Regions from separate parts of the Mus musculus genome. Here regions 1 and 3 are each linked to region 2. A link is a loop called in an ENCODE intact Hi-C map of the cell type or tissue named here. Cell type or tissue: heart. All regions are shown on one strand.

Evidence for each region. Hi-C counts contacts between places; a loop is a spot of excess contacts. Peaks named below come from ENCODE experiments on the same cell type or tissue, not always from the same donor. Only the 100,000 strongest peaks of a DNase experiment are listed, where the experiment ranks them.
Region 1: it touches region 2 in a loop (8-fold over the local background); 27 of 42 quality-filtered maps call a loop at or near these places.
Region 3: a loop joins it to region 2, with 3 times the contacts of the local background. A loop is called at or near these places in 15 of 42 quality-filtered maps.

What each region holds. Positions count from the first base shown.
Region 1 is chr9:52,284,418-52,292,417 of GRCm38, forward strand. Gm25562 (a small nucleolar RNA gene) reads left to right here and starts at 6,782; the gene lies at 6,782-6,914. In heart, a CTCF peak has its summit at 3,145 (motif pointing left); no DNase peak of the experiment used is centred here; H3K4me3 peaks cover 486 bases; H3K27ac peaks cover 647 bases.
Region 2 is chr9:51,986,630-51,994,629 of GRCm38, forward strand. No RefSeq gene overlaps it. Among named protein-coding and RNA genes, the nearest start is that of Fdx1, 27 kb to the left of the region's middle. In heart, CTCF peaks have their summits at 649 (motif pointing right), 4,388 (motif pointing right), 5,033 and 7,068 (motif pointing right); no DNase peak of the experiment used is centred here.
Region 3 is chr9:52,046,924-52,054,923 of GRCm38, forward strand. Rdx (radixin) reads left to right here and starts at 1,018. Exons shown (of 14, transcript NM_009041.3): 1 at 1,018-1,509. It also overlaps the pseudogene Gm6981. In heart, CTCF peaks have their summits at 955 and 7,948; DNase peaks (open chromatin) are centred at 1,148, 1,268 and 1,848; H3K4me3 peaks cover 5,232 bases; H3K27ac peaks cover 3,561 bases.

The DNA.
Region 1 (8,000 bases), 300 kb after region 2:
ACACAGAGAAACCCTGCCTTGGAAAAACGGAAGAAAAAAAAATTAGAATCTCAACACAAGCCTCACAATCTAAGTCCCATCTAAGCAGCAAGGCCAACATTTAGAATTCGTATTCAGCCAGGAAAATAGCTAACCATGAGTAGAGATAAGAAAATGAACTGAATAGAAAAAAGTCCTCAACAGACACCAGGCCTAAGACTACAGATATGTTGGGGTTCCTATCTGGTCAGGATTTAAAAGCTTGTGAAAATCACAATGATTTATGAGTAGTTAGAAACACACTTGAGGGCTGGAGAGATGGCTCAGAGGTTAAGCACTGGCTGTTCTTCCAGAGGTCCTGAGTTCAATTGCCAGCAACCATGCGGTGACTCACAACCATCTGTAATGGGATCTGATGCCCTCTTTGGCATATGGGTGTACATACAGATAGAGCACTCCTAAACATAAAATAAATCTTAAACACACACACCCACACACCCACACCCACTCCCACACACTTGAAGCAAAGATACAACACTAGATATACCCAGGAAGTGTAAAATATAAAATAAAACAGAATAGATATTTTGGAGCTAAAACTAGAGTATCTGGCATAAATAAATCCATATGTAGTGGATACATACAGAGGAAGATGCAGAGAGCTACAAGATTGAAATTACCCATCCTAAGTAATAGAGCCAATACAGAATGAGAAAATACACAATGCATCAGGGGCCTGTGGGATATTTAAGTATTTAACTTTATATTGTTGAAATTATGGAGGAATAGAGACTAGGCATGAATGGAAAGTAACAGAAGTAACAGCTGGAGGCTTTATTTGGTTAAAAAGGTAAGCTGTACAGGTTCAAGGAGCTGGGAAGATCCTGAACAGGTAAATGCAAAGAAATCTCCAACAAGACACTTCACAGTCAACTGCTGAAAGAAAGCGAAAGGACACGTGACATCAGCGAAAGGTCGACTCCACCTCCCACTCACAAGGAAAAACTAATTCCAAGCTGACAACCCTTCCCGACACGATGCAGTCAGAGGTGGTACAATTTTCATGTCCTAGAAGGGAGAACTCTTAACCCAGAACTCTTTGTTCAGCAAAACTATGCTTTAGGAATGAGGTGTGTGTGTGTGTGTGTGTGTGTGTGTGTGTGTGTGTGTGTGTGTATGTTTGGGGGGTTGGGATTGTGACGTTTTCAAGAGAAAGATGGTAACAGAATCCGTCAACAGCAGCTCTTGGCACAGACACACCTGTACCGTTCCAATACCCTGGTTGCGCTGGCGTACCCTGGTTTTGCCGGGTACGAGTATTAGAGAATCCGGTAGGCAGAATACAAGGGACCCCAGCATCATTTCTTACAGCTGGATTTGAATCTACAATACACACAAATAAAAAGCTTAAGTAGAAAACGTTTTTAAAAGGCAGCAACAACCCCCCGTTTAGCACCTGAGATCATACCAATTTTTGGCGTAGAGAAGACGTTTAATTTCCTGAATGAATAAGAATTCTAAATGTTGGCCTTTCTGATCGGATGTGAGGGTGTCTTGGGACTCTGAAGCCCAGGAACCTTACAGCTCCGAGGTGGAACAGTGTCCCAGTGGAAAGGCATCCTGAGACATGGGAGCCCAGGAACCAGCCAGCTCTGGGAGGAAGCTGCCTCAGCAGAGACGGTGCAGGCTCCCAGGGGAGGGCATCCCTAACTGAGCTCAGGAGCTCAGGAGCCTCAGCCCTGCTCCTTCCCTTCTTCCTTTCATTGCTTCTTGGCTTCTTCTGATAAGATAGTCACACCAGGCAGCCAATCTCATAAAAAGAGATTGATTGGAGAGTTCAGGGAGAGGAGGGACAAATCCAGGAGTGGCTGGTTATGCTCCTGGGAGGGAACAGATAGCGCAGGGAATTAGACAAAGCACAGCCCTTATTTAGGGGTTCTGGTGGGGGTGGGATCTTTGTGACAGTTATTGACAGGGAGGTCTGGGGGAGGGGCTTGGCTGCTGGATTTCCTCAGCCTTCTCCCCCATTTCCTGCCTTGAAGCTTTACAAAGTTTGCAAAGTTTATAAAGTTTACAAAGGGAGTTCACAGCAGGGAAAGCCTTCCTTGCCTCTTAAGTGACCCGAATAACCAACACTGAACATGGAAATATTTATTTGATATTTATTAAGGATTTTTTTTTGCCGGGTACGAGTATTAGAGAATCCGGTAGGCAGAATACAAGGGACCTCAGCATCATTTCTTACAGCTGGATTTGAATCTACAATACACACAAATATATATATATATATTTTAAATAAATATATCTCTGTATATCCCTGGCTGTCCTGGAACTCACTTTGTAGACCAGGCTGACCTCGAACTCAGAAATCCACCTGCCTCTGCCTCCCAAGTGCTGGGCTTAAAGGCGTGCACCACCACTGCCCCGCAAGGATTTGTTACCTTAAAACTTGCAGCGGAGTGTAGTACTCCTCCTGTCCCTCCTGTCTCATGACCTGTAGATAGCTCGCTTTCTCCCCTTTCCTCTGATTTGGTTTTGTACTTTTATTTGTTCAGGGAGCTTTAGATAACTAAAGAAATCACGTTTTCTTGAAATACCTAAGTGCTCACAGAAACAGAAATTTTTCATTTTATTTTCCAAAAATTTTTCTTATTTTTTTCTTTTCTTTATTTATTGTGGGTGCCAATATGACACGTTTTGTCCAGCTTGACACATTATTGAGATACAAATCTTAGCCAGTACAAAATTTAAGGTACTGGGCTTCCGTGTTTCTGTAAACTAACATCCAATGAATATTTTGGAAATGCATCCCCTCACCCCTTCCCCTTGGAGGAAAGAAGAGGGCCGTACTTCTGACCTGTTTGCAGGAACTACGAGGGAGGATTCAGGTCCCCACTGCTAGAGGTAATCTCTGCAGCCTGGTAGGCGCGACTGTTGTAAATGTATCTCGGAGAGACACATTTCCGCGCACAGAACTCTTTCCAACTTCACAGCTTCAAAGCCAGTAGAGTACACAAAGCAGGCTACGAAGGCAAGATTATTGGGCTGACGATCGATCAATGCTTCTAAGAGAAAAGGTGCAAAACCACACTTTTGTAGTCATAAATACAAGTGTGGGAGCCTGAAGCCATTTCATTACAAATCTGTGGAGCAGTGCCATCTAGTGGTCAGAGTTTGCCTTGCCGAATGAAGAAAAGTTAGAATGAAGAAAGTTAGAAAGAAACAGGGTTTCAGTAAAGTTTTCAGGTAAACTTGGTAACAACATTCATAAGTGTTCATAAGGTGTCTTCAGAACCGAAGGAACAGGTCCACTTCCACGGCTCTTCGAAGGGACCTGGGTAAAGAGCCATTCAGATACCTTGTGGTGGAACGTCTGTTTCTTTACTTTGGCTGTCCCCATCTCCTTTTCCATTCTCTTGATCTTCTGTACTGTAAAGCTCCCTGGTTCTTCTGAGCTCAATGCATCATAGACTCATTAAGAACAGTCTCGAGCTGAGCTTCCATCAAGATGTGCCATCTCCTAGCAACCTGCGTCTTTTCTGCGGGATGAGATATTTCCCACTAGAACTGCATCAGACTCTCTGGATCTCCTAATGTGGAGTTGAAGCCGTTACATTTCCAGCTCTGAGGAGAAGTGAAAGTTGTTTAGGGAAGTTTGCTCAACAGAGTCAGGCTACTCATTTCTGGATTGTTCTGGGTCAGGAAGAGCCAGTAACATTCTGTCCACCAGCCCTCAGCGTCCCATTTCACAACGGCTCCCTCACACCAAACATTTGTCCTTATCTTTAGGTTGTTCTTTTGCTATTTCTCCTTTGCTGGAAAAGTTATGCAGATTACCATCTCTTCAGGGAACTACAGCTCTGACTTTCTGCAATTCTCTCTGTCAGGTAAAGATGTTCCTTAGAGACTGTGGAGCAGTGTGTGGAGAAGGTGAGATAAAAAGGAGTTTCCCTAGCCTGTAGGTAGGGGCGGAGGTAAACCGCAGTTTACAATTCAAATTGCTTTAAGGTGACTTAAAAACAGTCTTTTCCAAAAATATTTTTAGAATTCTATACTATAAAGAATGCATGAAACACCTATGGTTTTGAAAAGAAACGGTATGAAAAGAAAAGAGAAGGAACCACTGTAACAAACCAAGTCTAACCAAAACAACAACAACAACAACAACAACAACAACAACAAAACAAAAACCAAAAAACAAACAAGCCCAGATTGTGGGATGACCTTAGCTGATGTGCTGAGTTCAGTAGAGTTGCCCAGGGGTTACCTGCACAGTGAAGCTTGATTTGAGACACTAAACTTAGAGAAGCTGATTTGGGCCCCTAGTCTTGGAGTTAGTCTCTGAAGAGATGAACCTCAGCTGTGCTGTGTGGATGAGGCGCTGCACATGGTAGCAGCTCTGTGGTGATCTCTAACTACATTACAACTGAGCGACAGAGAGACAAGCATGCCGTAGTCCCCTTGAGAACACACCCTCAATTACCTAAAGCCTCCAGCCAGACCTCTCTTAAAACGTCTACTATTTCCCCATAGTTCCACTCTGAGGATCGAACCTTTAAGACATACGTGTTTGGGGGGGGGGGCATCTAATGTTCACTCTAAAGCAAGACCTGTGCTAAGCCCTTTTACATCGTAACACATCCGATCCTCTTAGCAATCTTGATATCTTCTCCTCTTTCCTACCCTCACTTTACAGATGAAGACGTAGAGGCACAGGGATTATCCAGAGTGTTAATGTTGCCTAACTGGAAGGCAGTCCCACTCAAATCTCAGATTGAAATGAAAGGACTGAAGTTGCGCTCTGGCTGTGTGCTTACGACAAGTCACCCCTGTCATTGCCTAACCCAAGAAATGGGGTGACTACTCTGTGTCCTGTGCTGGGCTATTCATTTACATATGTGCTGAGTGTTAACCACGTGACAGATAGAGACACAACTGTGAGGGTGGATATCTTCTTTCCTTCATAGATCTTGTGTCATACTGAGAAAGGAAGAAAAGATAATGCAAAGAACCCTTAAACACATAGGTGTGTGTGTGTGTGTGTGTGGGCAAGTCATGACAGATTTCCCAGTGAAGGCAGCAATGCAGGGGCTGAGTCAGGGCAGTAAGGCTAAGGACAAGAAGGGCACACAGCGGTGTGACTGCTCTCACTCTTCATGAGGCGTGGGCTGGTCAGGCAAAGCTGAGGAGGCAACATGTTGACTGGGACCCGGAGAAACACTGGAGACTATGGGGGATAAGACAGTCTCACCCAGGATGACACATGCGAAAGCCATGTGGTCCAGAGTAAAGGAGCTATGCTGAGAGTAGACTGGCATGGGCTCATTAGCCAAATTACTGATTTGAACCTATTCTTTTGTGTTTTTTCTTTTTTGTGTTCTGGTGTGTGTGTGTGTGTGTGTGTGTGTGTGTGTGTGTGTATGTGTGTGTTTTGTGTCCTGTTTAATCAAAATTTTGCAGTTCTTTTTTTCTTCAGACACTAGGCTATGGGCAAAGAAGGTTGAATGACATTTTTCTTTAACATTAGCTCTCTATTTATTTCTTATGTTTATCTTTCTCATTTACCCAAGCAATACATAACTATTGTGAAAAACAGGTAAGTGAAATAAAAATTATTAAATGCCAAAAAGCCCCCTGTGCAGAAGTAAACATTATCATCATGTTAATGTATACAAACTTGCTCCCCTGTAGTCTTTCTTCCCTCATAACTTATGTAATTTACCACCAGGCAGGGGGAGAAAGCCCTAGCAGGAGGTGGACTGGCTAAGGAAGTCGTTTGTGCTTCCTCATATTCATAGTTTGCAAAATTTACTAAAAGATTTTGGCTTTAACATTACCAACACAGATTCACTTTTAAAGAATTATATGTCGAGAAGAAAAGAATTGTATGCCTTAGAAAATATATAGTCTGTGATACATATATTATGTGTATATCTCTGCGATATATAAAAGTCTATATATTTTCTCTAAATATATATTTTAGAAACAGGGTTTCTCTACATAGTTCTGGCTGTTCTGGAACTCACGATGTAGAACAGGCCAGTCTTGAACTCACTGAGATCCACCTACTTCTGCCTCTCAAGTGCTGGGATTAAACATACATGCCACCATGTTCTTAATGTTTCAAAAGGACATTATATAATTGCCTGATTAAATAATTTCTACAAACTTTATGTGTACAAGTGTTTGCCTACACATACGAATGTGCACCACATATGTGCCTGGTGCCATCAGGGACCAGAAGAGAGACTCAGATCCCATGGAAATGAAGCTCTGGATAGTTCTGAGCCACCATGTGGGTGCTTTGAGTCAAACCCTGGTCCTCTGAAAGACCAGGGAATGCTGCTGAGCTATCCCTCTAGCTTCCTAATTAAACAATTGTTGGCTCTTGTTTAAAGTGAACATTGGTGCCAGGCTCTTTAGAAAAAATTGAAAGCTGTAAGGACTGTGGTGGCTTAGTTGATAGCAAGACTTCTGCCCATGCTGGGGTTGGAGAGCCATTTTCCTCTTGTTTTCTCTCTTGCCCATCTTTCTAAGGCAATCCTTCACCAGGTAGAGGTTAAGAATAGCTCTACGTCACTTAAAAACATTGAATAACTTAACAAGTGCATGGAACATGGTAGACACTCAGTGCGTGCCATTTCCTCTTCTCTCTGTTCTCTCTTCTGAACCCAGGAACACAAACGCTACCTTGTTTGTTTTCTCAAAGTTGATGAAGAACTTCTGCACCCTTCCTCTCCCCTTCCCACCTCCTCTACAGCATTACCAGGCTACCAGCTTTATTAATTAAAAACTATTATTTCCTGCTCCCAGGGTCGTTGCAGGTAATGGCTTCTGGGTCACGTGTGGGTCAGTAGGTGGCAGAGAGGAGAAAGGCTACATCTATGCTATGTGCTCTGACCTGTGAACATCTGAACAATTAGGAGCCTAACATTCCCTGAAAGAATTGAGCTTGAGGCAAACACCAGTCCTCCACCAGGTGACTAGGACACGGAACTGTCCTCTGAGACCATGGTGGGATCCTGGCTTGTGTTGCCATGGGAGTTGGGGAGGGAAGTGGGGAGGGGTAGGGGAGGGAAGTGGGGAGGGGTAGGGGAGGGAAGTGGGGAGGGGTAGGGGAGGGCACAATCTGGATCTGGAAGCAGCAGGGTTCTTTTTTTTTTAGTTAATTTTTTTAAATTGGGTATTTATTTTATTTCCATTTCCATTTCCAATGCTATCCCAAAAGTCCCCCCCCCCCCCGCACGCTCCCCCCCCCACTCCCACTTCTTGGCCCTGTCGTTCCCCTGTACTGAGGCATATAAAGTTTGCACGACTAATGGGCCTCTCTTTCCACTGATGGCCGACTAGGCCATTTTCTGATTCATATGCAGCTAGAGACACGATCTTCAGGGGGTACTGGTTAGTTCATAATGTTGTTCCACCTATAGGATTGCAGATCCCTTTAGCTCCTTGGGTTCTTTCTCTAACTCCTCCATTGGGGGCCCTGTGGTCCATCCAATAGCTGACTGTGAGCATCCACTTCTGTGTTTGCTAGGCCTGGGCATAGTCTCACAAGAGACAGCTATATCAGGGTCCTTTCAGCAAAATCTTGCTAGTGTATGCAATGGTGTCAGCGTTTGGAAGCTGATTATGGGATGGATCCCGGGTATGGCAGTCTCTAGATGGTCCATCCTTTTGTCTCAGCTCCAAACTTTGTCTCTGTAACTCCTTCCATGGGTGCTTTGTTCCCAATTCTAAGAAGGGGCAAAGTGTCCATGTTTTGGTCTTCATTCTTCTTGAGTTTCATGTGTTTTGCAAATTATATCCTATATCTTGGGTATTCTAAGTTTCTGGGCTAATATCCACTTATCAATGAGTACATATCATGTGAGTTCTTTTGTGATTGGGTTACCTCACTCAGGATGATGCCCTCCAGGTCCATCCATTTGCCTAGGAATTTCATAAATTCATTCTTTTTAATAGCTGAGTAGTACTCCATTGTGTAAATGTACCACATTTTCTGTATCCATTCCTCTGTT
Region 2 (8,000 bases):
CAAAACCACAAGTATCCTTTTAGAACTCATCTAGAAGAGGAAGCAATGTTGCTTTGTGGTGAAAATTGTTGTGATGTAGCCACAAACCAAGGAATGCCAGCAGCTACCAGAAACTGGAAGATACGAGGCAGTGCTCTCCCCTGAAGCCTCAAGTGATGCTATGGATTGGCTGTAAAATGTATCCCACAACCTAGCAGTGTTTGGTCCCAAACAGTGGCATTGGTTCTAAAAGCTTTAAGAAGAGGAAGCTAATGCAAGGTAAGGCTAACAGCCACACTGCAGCGCTCCTTCTGGCTCCTGGTCCAGGGAGCACACAGCTCCTAACTCCTACTGCCACCATCTTGAGCTGTTCCTGCCACTGTGCCTTCTGTGTCATGATGGACTGTAAAACCATGAGTTAAAATACATGCTCCCAAATCACTTCCTGTCAGGCAAGTGGTTGTTGCTGATTCAGAGGGCATGAGGCACTGTCAACACCTTGATTTGGACAAATAAAACTAATTTCACACTTCTACTTTCAGAATTGCAAGAACAAGTTTCTGCTGGGAAAAAAAAAGATTTATTTTATTTTTAAATTGGTGTCTATTTCTTTGTGTGTGGGAATGGTATGCCTAAGTGCAGGTGCTCCTGGAATCCAGAGGAGGGCATTAGATCCCCTGTAGCTAGAGTAACAATGTCTGTGAGCCTCCAGACATGAGTACATGGGCCCTTGGTCAGAGCAGTCTATGCTCTAACTTAGTTCCTTTTCTATTGTCTTGATACAATACCACAAGCAAAGGTAACGGAGAAAAATGTTGCTGTGAAAATGGTCTGTAAAAGATCTCCTTTTAAGGGCAAGCCTGAATTCAAGGAGAACCTGTGACTCAGTTAAACTTCCCCTTGGCCTTCATTTCTCTAAAGCATACTTCAGGGCAATCTGATAGCCAAAGAAAAAATGCCTGTAGCTGTGCTTTTCGGGGAAGAGTGTCCATGAGGTATCTTTGAGCCCTATGACCTCCAATGCTCTAAATGAGGCCAGACACTCCCAGTGACTCAGTAACTCTGTTCTGTCCTTTAAATAGACCAAAATGTAAAATAAAGTTTCTCTCTTTTATCAGGAAAAGACCCCAAGAGTCTGTTTGTCTTTCTCTACTCATTTATTGCTCTTCTCTTCTTGGAGCTCCAAGTTTTAGCGTTTGCTACACTGGCAGAAGCAAACATTCAATGGCTGCTTACAGTTTCGGAGGGTGAGTCCATGGTCATCGTGGCAGGGAGGGTGGCAGCAGGCAAGAAGGCTCGGTGAGGGAACAGTAGCTGAGACCTTACATCTGGTCTACAGCAGCAACCAGATCAAGAACTCACTGGGAATGGAAACTTCAAGTGGTGACACATTTCCTCCAACAAGACGACACTTCTCTCTGCTTTCCAAACAGATCCATCAGCTGGGGACCAAGAGTCCATGTATGTGAGCCTCCAGGGGCCATTTGCAGCCAACCCATCTCAGTGTTCTTAACCACCGACTCATCTTTCCAGGCCTAACTTGCTGTTGCTTTAAGCCACTACTTCTATATTTATTTGTCACAACAGCTCAGGTCAATTAACATGCTCCCCTAGCCACCCAAGCTCCTCCAAGCAACAGTTAAAGAATGGAAGATTCATAAATACAGAGAGGAAATAGAAAAAGATTTTGACAATTATTAGAAGATGGCAAATTAATGGGTGAAAAGCAATTTAGCAGAGATAATAGCAACCAGAGGGTGTGAAGACATGGTCAGTTGTCAACAGAGGCCAAATATAGTCACCAAGTAGATGAGTAATGAGGCACCGGGCTGAAACAGAAGACAGGGTGAATGTACAGACACAACCAAGTCAATGCTGTGCCAAGAGCTAGGGGCATCCCTGGTGCTTACCTCCAGTCCAAGTCCTACCACTTGAACTTGTATTGTATATATCAGTTCTGCCCATATACTTTCTATTGGAAAGAACTAGTCACAAGCTTCTTCCTGGAGCAAGAGCTAAGAAGCACCACACAGAACAGACAGGCTTTTGTACAGCATCTCTGTACTTCAGAGGGAAGATGTACTTCATGAAGCTCCATGTCTGCTGCATGCTCTACAGCATGCCACCCTAAGATTTCAGATCTCAGAGGATCCTCAAAAGTTCCAGAAAAAACAAACAAACAAACAAACAAACAACAATAATAAAAACAGATCACATGCTACTTGAGGATAATCAATCTCACTGGCACCAAACTCTTCAATACCAGTACAGAATTACACATTCTCAAAATTCTGAGAGAAATGTATCTTGCCGCAGAAATGTCTATCATATCTAGCAAGCAATATTCCCAGAAGACAGTAGAAATGTATAATGAAGATGTTTAGGGAGAAAAGTAGAAATGATATTTACTTCATGTGTTGCCAAATTTGAGGGAAAACTATGATGAATAATTTGCCAAATGTTGAATTTCTTGGGGGAAGAGGTGATTGTAAAATAATATAATAAAACTAATAAGCCAGGCGTGGTGGTGCATGCCTTTAATCCCAGCACTCGGGAGGCAGAGGCAGGCGGATTTCTGAGTTCGAGGCCAGCCTGGTCTACAAAGTGAATTCCAGGACAGCCAGGGCTATACAGAGAAACCCTGTCTCAAAAAACAAACACAAAAACAAAACAAAACAAAAACCCTAATAAACTATTAAGTGGGGAGGGAATAGACATCCCTCGTTTTAATTTTTCTATTTTTATCATTGTAAATTGATGTTATAGTTGCATGTATTTATTGGGTACACAATGATGTTATGTGGTGCTGGAGACATGGCTTGGCTCCTAAAAGCACTTGCTGCTCTTCAGAGGATCCATATTTAGTTACCAGCACACAAATCATAAGGCTTAAGACCTGGTTTGTCCAGTTCTAGAGAATCCAATGCCCTCTTCCAGCCTCAGTGGGCTCCTGAACTCACATGGCATACATGCAAGACACATAGGTAATAAAAACCAAATCAACAAATTTAAGTAACATTATGACTTAAAAACACAATGAGGAACCAACCATTAAACCCCCTATAATTAGCATCTCAAATGCCTTATTTCTTGCGGTAAGAGCATTTGATGTTTTCTCATTATTCACCAGGCTTTGTAATATTTCAACATTTTAAAAGTAAAACTTGATTCCTCCTGTCTAACTGTGGCTATGTACCTACTGACCATCGTCTCCATATCTCTTTATCCTAGATTAGAAGATTAACAATTACCAATGTCAGGCTAAGCAGACTCTGTATAAAGAAGATATGATTGCATGCATCAGTGGTGAATAACAGCAGATAGATGTCATTAGATTTTCTTAAGATTTATTTGTATTCTTTTTAATTATATGTATGTGTGTGTGTGTGTGTATACATGTGGCTGTCCCCGTGAGGGTGACTCCTGGACTGCAGGAGTCCCTAGAGGCCAGAGGGGTGAGATACCTGAGACTAGAATTATAGACAGCTGTGAGATACCCAATGTAGGTGCTGGGAACTAAACACTGGTCCTCTGGAAGAGCAGCAAGTGTTCTTATCGACTGAGCCATCTCTCCAGCTTTTAAACTGAATGAATATTTCATAACTGTTCTGGAAAATAGGGGGAAGAGAAGTGAGGGAGAGCTGGAGTGGGAAAAGAAATTTAAAAAATCTCAATAATTTTCATTCTAGAATCATAGCCTATACACATATGCAAAGATCATGTACAAAGGACTTCATTATATTTATCACTGGAGAAGAAGTTGGAAAATGGAGATAACATAAATATTTGAGTGAGGCATAGTGCTATTCATTTATATTTCCAGCACTCAAAGAGACTGAGATGGGAGAATCACAAGCTTGAAGTCAACCTGGGCTACACAGTGAGACTATACCTCGAAACAGACAGACAGCAATAACCAAAAAGACTGGTTCGTCACATCTTAGTTAAACAGGATATGATGTAAATAAACACTCTTCAAATCAATCATCCCAATATGCTGGCATGGTATATGCCCAGATAATGAAAACAAAGCACAGACAAACACAAGAGACTCAGTGCACCAGGGGCTTTCCTCTGGCTGTGGCAGACTTCTGACAGCAGTAACTCAAGGGAAGAAAGTCGCATTTTTGCTCCTGGTTTCCCGGGACTATAGGTCACTATGGTGGAGAAAGCTTGGCAGCAGGAGCACGTCAGGCTATGGCTGTGGAAGCTGGTAGCTGGTCACAGTGGCCACTACAGTAGAAGCTGGTAGCTGGTCATACTGGCCACTACAGTAGACAGAAAGTCAAGAGAGCTACAGCTGAAACTCAAAGCTGGTATCGGCTTCAAGGGCCTGCTACCAATGACCTCTGTCAACTTGCCTGACCCCATGGTCAAAGGGACCACAAAGTCATAAAACAGTACCACCAGCAGGGGGCCGCATAGTCAAACACCCAAGAAACTGCTCATAGAGATTGATTGGCCTTGAGAAGGAGGCTGTGGAGGGGAAGGCAGGACAGGCATGGTCTCATATTTCACTGCATGCTATTTTGTCAGTTAAAAGTCTATGTTAGTGAGTATACTATTAAAATAAAAATTTTAAAGGAACTTTTTAAAAAAGAACCTTGGTAAAAGAAAAAAAAACCAAACCAAAACAAGTGTCTTCTAAACATGACCTTGGCACTATGAACTCAGGGTGGCTGTGGCTGCCTGCTCATCATCAGCCAACAGTTCAGCAGATGGGGGGGCGGGGGGGGGCGGCAGGCACACAGACCCCCCAACCCTGGCTGAGGAGCCCCTGATAGCTGATGGCTGCCTTGAAGTGACAGAGGGTCAGATTCCTTTAGGGGTGTGGCCTCTGGCAGTTGCCCATGATCCTGTGGTTGGTCCTACACTCATGCCTAGACTGGGAACATTAATTGGACTCAGCAGGTTATTTAAAAAAAAAAAAAGAAAATCTGACAGGAGTTAGGGGAAGAGGGAAGGGTGTGTGTGGTCATAATACATGAGATGATCAAAGAATACATTTTAAAATTATTTTTAAAAACCAACTCTCTTACTTTCAGCATGTTTCCTTTAGGTGGCAGCAACTGTATTTTCTGTGTGTGCAATCCAGCTGGCTTGCCCTTAGGACCAGATCAACAGAGTGTTTTCATATCTTGTTTTGTTTTTCCCTCTCACAAGGGAAAGAAAAAAAAATCCTTGGAATGCTAAGTATTCATTAATGAAACACATGGTCCAGAAATATATTTCTGTTGTACTATCCCAAGTCCTACTGTCATAAAAAGAAAGTCAAGACAGACCAAGAGGCTAGCAATCCCGGTGGTTATAAAGCCAATGGGAGGGTATTTACCAAACTGACAATGCTTGTTTGCATGGTAGACCAAAGAAGGGGTCGCTTGTTTTGCTCTGGGTTCTTCCAAATTTCCTACAGTGTGAAAGGTATTTCCTGCAGACTTGTTTATTGTAGTCCTAATCTGTGCCACTTTAGCCTGCTTAGGCCCAGGGGACCAAGACTTGTGTGCAATTGTACTCCAGTTGCCTTGCCCACGTTACTTGCACACCTGCTTAATGGAAGTGCATGGTACGGAGAAGTCAGAGCCTCTCATTCTCTCACTGACAGAGTCAATGAGGGTAAGTTCTTACAGAACTACTCCTGGTAGCTAACAGAAAGGGTATCTCTAAAACCAAGGCCGCAGAAGAGTCCTCTTGTCACTGGGAGGGTCTTGGGAGAAATTGAGCAGATCCTGCTGTGTCATTACAGTGCACAGGTCAGCTTGGCTGTGTGCTAGGCTTAAGAAAAGAGATCTGGCTGGGCGTGGTGGCGAACGCCTTTAATCCCAGCACTTGGGAGGCAGAGGCAGGCAGATTTCTGAGTTCAAGGCCAGCCTGGTCTACAGAGTGAGTTCCAGGACAGCCAGGGCTACACAGAGAAACCCTGTCTCAAAAGGCCAAAAACGAAAAACCCAAAAAAAAGAAAAAAGGAAAGAAAGAAAGAAAGGAAGGAAGGAAGGAAGGAAGGAGATCTGTTTCTGCTTTTTGAAGAGATGTATCAGCATGTTTACCTGTGAAACTAAGGACAAATCAAATGATACCTGGTGTGTAAATCTCCCAAACAGTGGTATCATAGAACACTAAGAAAAAAAGAGTAAGAATTTAAAAAATCCCATGCTGTATAATGCAGTTCTACCTCAGGGTATATACACCAAGACAGGAAAGTATATCTGAATGGATAATGGATATTTACACACTAATATTAATAGAATTATCCATAATAGCCTAAAGATGGAAGCAACCAAGTGTGAACAGATAGAGAAATAGATGAACAAAGTGTGGTAGGTGTACAAAGTGGAAAAGTATTTAGTCTTCAAAAGGGAAGAGATTCTCACAGTTGCTATAAGAGTCTTTAGACATTAAGCCAGTCACTAAGGAAAAAAATACCATAAAATTCTGCACAAATCAAGTCTAAAAAGCAGACAGACTTCCACAAATAGACAATAGAATATAAGTTGCCTGGAGCTGAGAGGAAGGAGAAAATGGGGAAATTCAGTTTTAAAGGTATAGAGTTTCAGTTTTGCAAGGTAGAAATAACTGTAGAGCTGAGCACTGGTGGTGGTAAATAGCAACATGAATGTTCTTCACAGAACTCCACCCTGAGAAGTGCATGACGTGGGAGCTGCTGTCCTGTGTGTTGGCCTGCAATGATAAGGTACCCAAAAAGACCAACCAGATTGAACCAGAAAGTAATGAATATTCCTCAGAACTTCACTGATGTCTTAAGATGAGTGGATTACATGTCAGCTACAGAATTGTTGTCATTAAAACTTTTTTTCTGGGCTGGAGAGATGGCTCATTGGTTAAGGGCACTGGCTGCTCTTCCAGAGGTCCTGAGTTTGATTCCCAGCAACCACATGGTGACTCACAATCATCTATAATGATATCTGGTGCCCTCTTATGGCCTGCAGGCATACATGCAGGCAGAACGCTGTATACATAATAAAAAAATCTTAAAAAGAAAAGAAAAGAAAAGAAAAAAACAAAACAAAAAAACTTTTTCCTTTTTTTTTTCATGTGTACATGTGATTTGCCTCCATGTGCATGCAATGACCGTAGGGGCCAGCAGAGGGCATCAGATCCCTTGGGACTGGAGTTATAGACTTGTGAGCTGCCACTTGGGTGCTGGGACTCAAATGCAGGTCTTCTGGGAGAGCAGCCAGTGTTTTTAGCTGCTGAACTGTCTCTAGAGCCCCTGTTCTGTAATTATGTACAGATGTCAATAATGAATGTTGACCTGTAACAAGGCCCTTTCTACATGATTGGGTCAGTGTTAAAGAATAATTTTAAATAATCAAAATTTGTCCTGTATGCTGAGTACTATGATTATGGTCATTTTAAGGCTCAGAAAACTGAGGTTTAGAAACTGTAAATATTTGTTCAAGGTTCATGAGTGACAGAGCCCTGATTGTTTTTTAACTAGGAATTGAACCTAAGCTTTCCCACATGCAGGCTACCGCTGAGCTAGCTCCTCAGCCAGATCTGATCTTGCTTTACTCATCTGAGTGCATGGTTCATTTCGTGGTTAGGGTTCTGTTTTGTGCAATCAGACATTTTGTATTCTTTTTGTCTTAAGTACTTCTTTAAATACTCTTTTAAAGATGGGGATCTCAAGTAGAGGACTCTAAATTATAAGGGCTTGGGGTGTGGCTCAGAGACAAAGTTTAGTAATAGAAAAATACTGGATTCAACCCCAAGAACCAAGGAGAAAAGGAGAAGAAATGCCATTTATGTGTTTGGGATTGAGAGTTCATTGGTACTTCTTAGAGAACTGTACAGAAGACAGAGCCTCAGCAAGTGTCTACTCATACCTAGCTGTAGAATTGGGGTGTCACGCCTAATTTTGGGGAAAGGGGCAGAGAACACACTAGTAGCCACAAACAGATAATTCTATAAGGTAATCTTAATGTCACTTTAAATTCTTTATTTTAAACTTTTCTCTTCTGTCTATCTATCAATCTATCTACCTATCATTTGCTTGTTTGGTT
Region 3 (8,000 bases), 60 kb after region 2:
TAGTGTACTACTTGGGACTCCCATGACATTTTTACTGTCCCTATCTTTGTTGCACCCGTGGGGAGAGGGTCCACAAGTATTCAGTTGGTGGTCTCAGAGAACCACCTAAACCTGTTTTGGCTACAAAGCACACAGCTGGTTCCCATCCTTGAGGAATTTGCAATCTAAAGACTTCTGAGATTAACCTGGAGTCTCTGGGGGCTTTTTAATTGTTTAGTGAGGTCTCTTGAGGGTGAAGGTGGTAGCTCACTGAGGAGGAAGCTCAGAGAAAGGATCTGCAGAGTCCCTGGAAGAGCTACTGTCTCAGGAAAGGCAAGTCTAAGGCTTCCCTAAAGATGGCGTATTTGTCCTGTAAGAATTACGTACATTCGCGTTATATTTGTATTGACAGTTCGTTTACGAAAGAGGTATTGAGTAAACGGAACGCGGTAGGCAGGTAAGGATTGAACCATTGCTGTGTGTACAAGTGGCACCAAGTGTTACTCTAAATCCCAGCAGAAAGTACTGAGGGCAGGCAGCACCGAGGTAACCCCACCAGAACGCAGCCTCGGTCTCTCTCTCTAGCGAGTGGATACAGTGAGACTATGGTCAGACTGGTAACTTTTTCCAAGTCTAGAATAATTTAGGTTTGGCTGCTCTTTGGGCCCTACTTCCAACTTTTTTTTTCCTTTCTCAGCCTACTCCTTCTAACCGCCAAGGAAGGAGTATCCCTGCTAACAACAAGAACAAAAAACCTGATCGCATTATAGGGTCATACCCACTGGCGTTTTGAGGGAAGTTAAAAACACTGCAAAATTTAAAACCAACCAGCCTTTCTAGCTGGTTAAAAACCTGCACACATTAATGTTCTTTTTGTTGTAAACACTGGGCCCACTTCCCTCTCCTAGCCCGGGATCCTGCAGCCTAGCACCGAACTGCACCCTGGAGCGGCTGCCGAGGGGATCCCCCCTCCTCCCGGGAACAGCTCCACCTCGGGGGCGCTGGAAACGCCCTCCGTGAGTTCCCTGGCACCAGCGGGAGTTTCAAGTTTCCACTCGCGGGGCGGGGGCAGGCGGCGGGCGCGCGGCGAGCTTCGGGCCGCGCGGCTCCGCTTCGTTCACTGCGGGCTTCGGACTCGGGCTGGCCCGCGGCGTCCTCGTCCCGCGGGGAAAGCTTCGCGAAGGCCCCGCAGCGCGTATTCTCCCCCCAACCCCCGGCTGAGGCCCACTCGATTCCGCCCGGGGCGGCCGGGAGACACGCTCGCGGGGTTGGCGCTCGAGCCCCGGCCTCGCCCCGCCACTGGCGGCCCGCGGGAGGAGGGGGCGCAGGGCGGCCCCGCCTTCCCCCCCGAGGAGGCGCCGGGCGGCCATATTGCCGAGCTGTCTGCGGCGGCTGCGGCGCGTCTTCTCTCAGGCGGCTCAGGGCTCGCACCGCCGACTCTCCGCTCGTTCGCCGCCAGCCACGACGCCCCCGCCGAGCCGCGCCTCAGCCAGCCGGCGGCGGGCAGGGAAGGAGCCACTCATTTTCGGGGTAAGCCCTGCTCGGCGCGCTCCCCCGTCCCAGGCCCCGGGGGCCGCTCTCCCCGCCGAGGCGCTGAGGTGGCGGCCAGAAGTTGCCGGGCTGTGGCGCCGCGGCCCGGGGCCTGGCGCGCCTCACAGACGGACTCGCGCCTGGCCGCCCTAGAGGCGCCGTGGTCGTTAACGGCTGAGCCACGCCACTTACCCGGAGTCTCCCGCCGCGCCGTCCGCCGTCGGCCTGGCCGCCCCGTGCGTCGGGCGGTGCGGGTTCCCGCCGCCGTGGACTGGGCCCGGGGCTCGGGTCGGCGCGCCCTCGGGGGCCGCATGGAGCGTAGGTCGCACGCTCTCTCGCAACCCGGGGACGGGGACCGCGAGGCTAGAACTTCTCCCCCGGCCTCCCGTTTGAAAGTCGGGGTGTTGGATTACTAGAGAGCGTGCGGACGCGCGAGCCGCGGAAAGGCCGTCGCGTTGCCGGGTCCCGCCGCGCAAGCCCGCGAGGCCAGGCCCGGGCTCCCGGCCGCCCTTACCTGGGGCTGCAGTCACGGCCCGCGCCCTCCGGGCCCCCCGGCTTGCCCGCACCGCGGAGTCGCCTGGCGCACAGTGAGCAGACCCCACCAGGAAACTCAGCTTTTCTGCCTTTCGGGGCTCCCAAACTCCCATCGCCCAGCCAAGTTTGAAAGGGAGTAGTGCGTTATTTCAGTTGAATAGTCCGTTCCTACACAGATGTTTCTGTAAACGTTGCCAGGATTCTGGGTGGTTTTGTTTTTTTTTCCTCCCTCCCCAGAAGAGTGGTTATTCATTGGAAATGTGTTTTAAGAGGTCAAGTTTATAATTTTTTTTTTTAAAGTACAGTTGAGATTTTGTAAAAAGAGGTGTGAGGGAGATGCCCGGTTGGCTGTGCGGAGGCACCAAGATTTGCATGATGTAAATGTAAAAGCCGAAGATAACAAGGGTTTATGTGATAAAAGAATACTTGGACACTGCAATCTATTGTTGACCGAGCATCTTTTTTTTTTTAATAGAATACTTATAAGACTGTGACGAAGCACAGAATAAACAATTGCCTTGTTCATTTTGCTGCATAAATAATGGCTTAATCTGCTTGCCAAAACTGCCCCATCAGATCTGAAAAGAGAGCCTAATGTTTAGGATTGCGGGCTTTTTTTTAATCTTTAGAATTCTGTCACTTGCACCAGTGTGTACTTTATCTTTCATAATAATAATTTCTTCAAATATGACAAAATGCAGACTCCTTTTCAGATTGTCAGTATGCTGTGAAAAGAACCACAGTGGCTTTCATTGCATAGATCCCTTTGAAAACTGTATTTTGGAACATTACTCGGGTAGTCATTAGGAAGTCTTTAGCTTGTCTGCGTGAGGAGGAGTTGCCCTCTGTGGGCCCTACAAACTCATTTGCTCATCTGTAGCTTCACACGGGAGAGAATGGAGGAGGGGCTCAAGAGATGTTTGTAGAGTAGATTTAATAGATTTTGCTGTGTGGAAAAAACACATGAATCTTAATTTTGTGGGGATTATGATTACCTGGGTAATTACACAGCTTCATTGCAGCATTTCTGTGTAATGGGTGGGGACAACAGGTTTGCTGTCTCCTTCTCTTAGTAGCTGTTAGTAGTTGGGGGTAGGGGGGATGGGAGATAGGTGCACCAACTGAGTTTTGTTCCTTGCTTCACCATTCCCAAGAGCAGAATGTATTTTTATTAACTGGTTTTTAATCTCTGGTGACTGGTTGGAAGACTTATTTTCACTTTTTCAATCTCTTAATATAAAATTATGTGCAGTCTAGTATAGTAGATCTGAAATGTTGAGTGATGATGAGAGTTCAGAGTTTTCACTTAAAACTTAACACACTTTAAATTGAGCCATTTAAAAACAGGGTGGCAAATCTTAACTTTTTTCCCTAAGGACCAGGGCTTTTAAAATATTGTTCCATTGAGGTAGAGAAGGCTGAGCTGTGTTGTTAAAGCATATCTGTAGGGTATAGGCAACAGTTTTCTGTTATTGGTGCAGCCTGGGAGATTAAGTCACTCTTCTTGGATAGCTTGGGTCTCTTATTGCTGCAATCTGGGAAATAGGAAATCACTCTTGAATGACTTGGGCTCCCTGCAAATCAAAAGTTGGCTGGTACTACTCTACCCTGTTGACATCCCGAATTGGGAGCTGGCTTAAGTTGCTGCTCTATAAGGTTATTTTAAGTTTCTAGACCATAGGAGTCACTAGAGGGTGTTCTGGGAAAGCCCTGACTTCAGACTCCAATAGGAAGCTCATCCAGTCTGACCTCAGAGAGTTATTCTTTTCTATCTCTCGTGTGTTTTACAGCTATCCTCTCTGTCGCATTCATTAAGTTTCTATGTGTTTCTTAGTATTTTTATGGATGTATATTTTAAATCATTAAAAATTATAAAAAATCATGTACTACATTGGTAAAGTTATAACACCCAGAAATATGTAAAGTCATAGAGTAAAAGGCTTGTCTTCATGCCCAAAACTCTGCAGTCCTGTCCATGGCCCATTTTTCATAGTAATTGCCTTGTGTATAGAATGTGGCAGGTAGTGTTCCTGCAAGGATGAGCATACCCTATTCTTATCTATGGGTCTCAAGTCTGTTAGTATAAGGTTGTGCTGTAGCAAACCTTGACATGGGATTACTTATATTAAACAGCAAGTATATTATATATTTCAAATTCTCATCATCTCAATGTGTACTGGCTAGTTTTGTGTGTCAATTTGACACAGGTTGGAGTTATCACAGAGAAAGGAGCTTCAGGTGATGAAATGCCTCCATGAGACCCAGCTGTAAGGCATTTTCTCAATTAGTGATCAAGCGGGGAGGGCCCCTTGCTTCCCCTGGCAAGCTGAGCAAGCCAGGGGAATCAAGTCAGTATAGTAGCACCCCTCCATGGCCTCTGCATCAGCTCCTGCCTCCTGACCTGCTTGAGTTCCAGTCCTGACTTCCTCTGGTGATGAACAGAAACATGGAAGTGTAAGCTGGATAAACCCTTTCCTCCCCAACTTGCTTCTTGGTCATGATGTTTGTGCAGGAATAGAAATCCTGACTAAGACACCATGAAATTAATGGAATTTGCTATACTAATTTTCAGAAGTATTGATTGTGTAAGTACATTGGTTTATGATTAGTGGTTAGGTTTACTTTTTTCCTTTCTAAAGTATAGTGCAAATTCTCAGTAAAAATTTGTAAACACATCTCACACACACATAAGCATAGAATGTCTTTTGAAACAGGTTTATTATTTATAGCAGCATTTATATGTATTTTTTTTTTAAACCTGGAAACTATTTAGAAAGGAATAGTTGTCTATGTGATTAATTTCTTCTGTCTTTAATAGTAGACTCTAGCTAGTAACCAGATTAGTGGAAAAGGTGGGGGTTATATGGGTTTTCTCCACACTAAACAACAATGTGTATAACAGTGCTTGCAAATTCACCAATTTAAAATAACTAGAATTTTTGTTTTTATTTGTATTGAGTCAGGGTAGCCTTGGCTGTCCTATACCTTGCTATGTAGACCAGGCTGGCCTGGAATGCACTGAGGTTTTCTGCCTCCAGAATGCTGAGATTAAAGGTATAAGCCACCATACCTTTAAATAACATAGTTTTGTTGAGTAGGTATTTGCTATAAATTTGTGTATGAGTAAGCTTTGTCTTTTTCCTTATAGTTGACCTTTTAAGTATAATTCTAAATTTATATGTATTAAGTTTTATGTATGTAAACACTGTCACTAAATTTGTACATCTAGTGAGTGATATAACCAGACAGTGCTGACTACTTTTCTTTATGCTTTCTCTACATTGGAAATAATAGAGTAGTAAAGTTAATTTACTTGGAAAGATTGGGAACTGTTTTGTGTATTAGCCAGTTAAACCCAGCAGGCCAAATCCAGCCTGCTCACATTTTTGTAAATAAAGCTTTATTGGCCAGGCAGTGGTGGCCTTTCATACCTTTAATCCCAACAGGGATTGGGAGGCAAAGATAGGCGGTGAGGGAGGGCAGGTTGGTCAAGGCTACATGGAGAAACCCTGTTTTGAAAATCCCAAAATTAAAAACTTAAAAGTTTTATTGGAACTTGTCCATGCTGATTGTTTGTCTGTGGCTTCTCTTGAGCCATGATGGCAAACCATATGACTTACAAAACCTGAAATAGTTCTTTGCCTTTCTGCAGAGAGAATTAGCTTTCCTCCAGTTTGAAAGAAAAACAACAAACAACAACAAAAGCTCTACTGTATTGAAAGAATGTTTTAAACTGGGCCTTGTGGTACAAATCTATGATCCTAGCTGCCCTTGGATGAGGCAGGGGATTGCATGTTCAAGGTCAGTCTGGACAATTTAGCTCTCCATCTCAAAATAAAAAAATAAATAAATACAGGGCAGCAGATAGAGGTCAGTGATAGCGTACCTAATAGGATCCAGTCCCCTCGGTGGGGTGGACATGGGTACGGTTTTACATACAGTACAAAGGAGTACCACATTAGTATTTTCTCTGAGAGTGGGGGGTAACTAACTTTATAAATTGTACTACTAGTAATTGATATTCTAGAGGATTTTTTTTTTCTCTAAATTTTAGTTACTTCTAAACTTAGTTATTATTGGCTTTCAGGACCTTAAATGTTTCTTTTAACTTTTAAAAAGTTGAAATTAAATAAGAGATTTGCTACAAGTGAATTTGTAAGGTTTTGAGTCTTTACATCATTTAAGATACACTGAGTGAAAGTAATAGTAAATTCTCAACTCTGGCCTGGGGCCTTCTCCATTAGCTTAGACTAAGATGGTTTTTTCCTTTGGTTAGTTGTAGGATGAGTTGAGTACCTTGTCTTGATACAAAGTATCAAAGGGAATAGGGGAGGATTCGTTTTCAGAAGCTTCTCCCAAGAGGTTTTCGCCTTGGCCAGGATTGTAGCATGTTCTATATCTCCTACATTTGCCATTGCTGATCAGATTGTTTTCTTTTGATTTTGTTCCATTATTTTCCTAGTAATATACCAAATGCATTGAATTCTTTTGTCCCCAAGTGGAAAAAGAGCCAAAGTGATCTGTCATATATTAGTAATGCTTAAATGAACATGCAGCTAACATTCTTGGTTCAGAACTTAAATTATAATATGAAAAACATTAATTGCTGTTAAAAATGCTTTATTAAATTATTCTACAGGACTAAATCCAGCCTCCTGCCAGGTTTTACAAGTAAAGTTTTTTTTGAATGATTGCAACATAAGACTATGGCTTATGAAATCTAACATGTTTATTTACCTGGCCCTTTACAGAGAAAGTTTGCTGAACTTTTTTTTTTAAAGTGTCAGTCATGTATCCAGGCAATTGTTACACTATGGTACACTATGCATTTAGGATGGAAGAGATCCTGAGGTGTTGACAGTGTAAAAAAACACGTGCCATACTGAATATCTTAAAAGTGTATTAAGTGGGATTATGGAGTATGTCAGCTGGAATTAGTATTAGTGTATAAAGTTCAAAGAATTCTCTGTGATGTCAATTCTGGATATTTCTTGCTTTCTATTTTTTTAAAATTTTAAATATTCCTGTTTCTGTAAATTAATAATCTTTGAATAAAAGACAGGTGGAGTAGATGTATTTGTCCTTAATAAAGAATCCCCCCCTTTATAAAATGGACAATGAAGCTGTACAGCATCTTAGGGTTAATTGACAGTGTCTTTTCAAGTGTGTTATGTCTGTAGGCTAATATGTCTGAGGATAGCTATGTGCATCCCAACACATCTATAGATGACAGTGCCATGTTGAAGTGTCAAAAGTTGGACACTCATTGTAGGGGGGAATGGATTGAATTTTCTTCGATGTCATGAGAACTGATACTTAAATTTTTTAGGTTCTATATTTAAAGAAACTATACAAACTTAGTTTGGTTTTAAGTAGAAGTGTATATATTGGAAAGATTACTATATGTACCTCAAACAAGCAGCATGATAATTATAGTCATTATTAAATGTGACATTTAATTCTTTAATTCAATAAAATAACTGAAATGGTTTTAGAACAAGATATAGTAAGCTTTATTATGTTTGTGTTTGTTGTCTCATTGATTCTTACTAGCTTGGCCATTTTATAACATTAAGATGAAAAGAAAATGTTGTCCTTGAAAAATAACAGCTAAAGTATTACCTATAGCCTAGATCCTCATCAAAAGCAACAAAACCCTGCTACTGCTAAATAATGTCTAATGTCTCAAAAAATATAAGGTGTAGAGATATTTGTGAATACAATGTTGAGTCTTTGGTTCTTTACTGCTACATGAGTCTGCTTTTCTCTTCCCATTTCTAACGGCATAAAAATGTTTGTTTTATATTTATTTATTTTATATCTTAGTACACTGTCCCTGTCTTCAGACACAGCAGTAGAGGTCATCAGATCCCATTACAAATGGTTGTGAGCCACCATGTGGTTGCTGGGAATTGAACCTAGTCAGTCTCTTAACCACTGAGCCGTCTCTCCAGTAC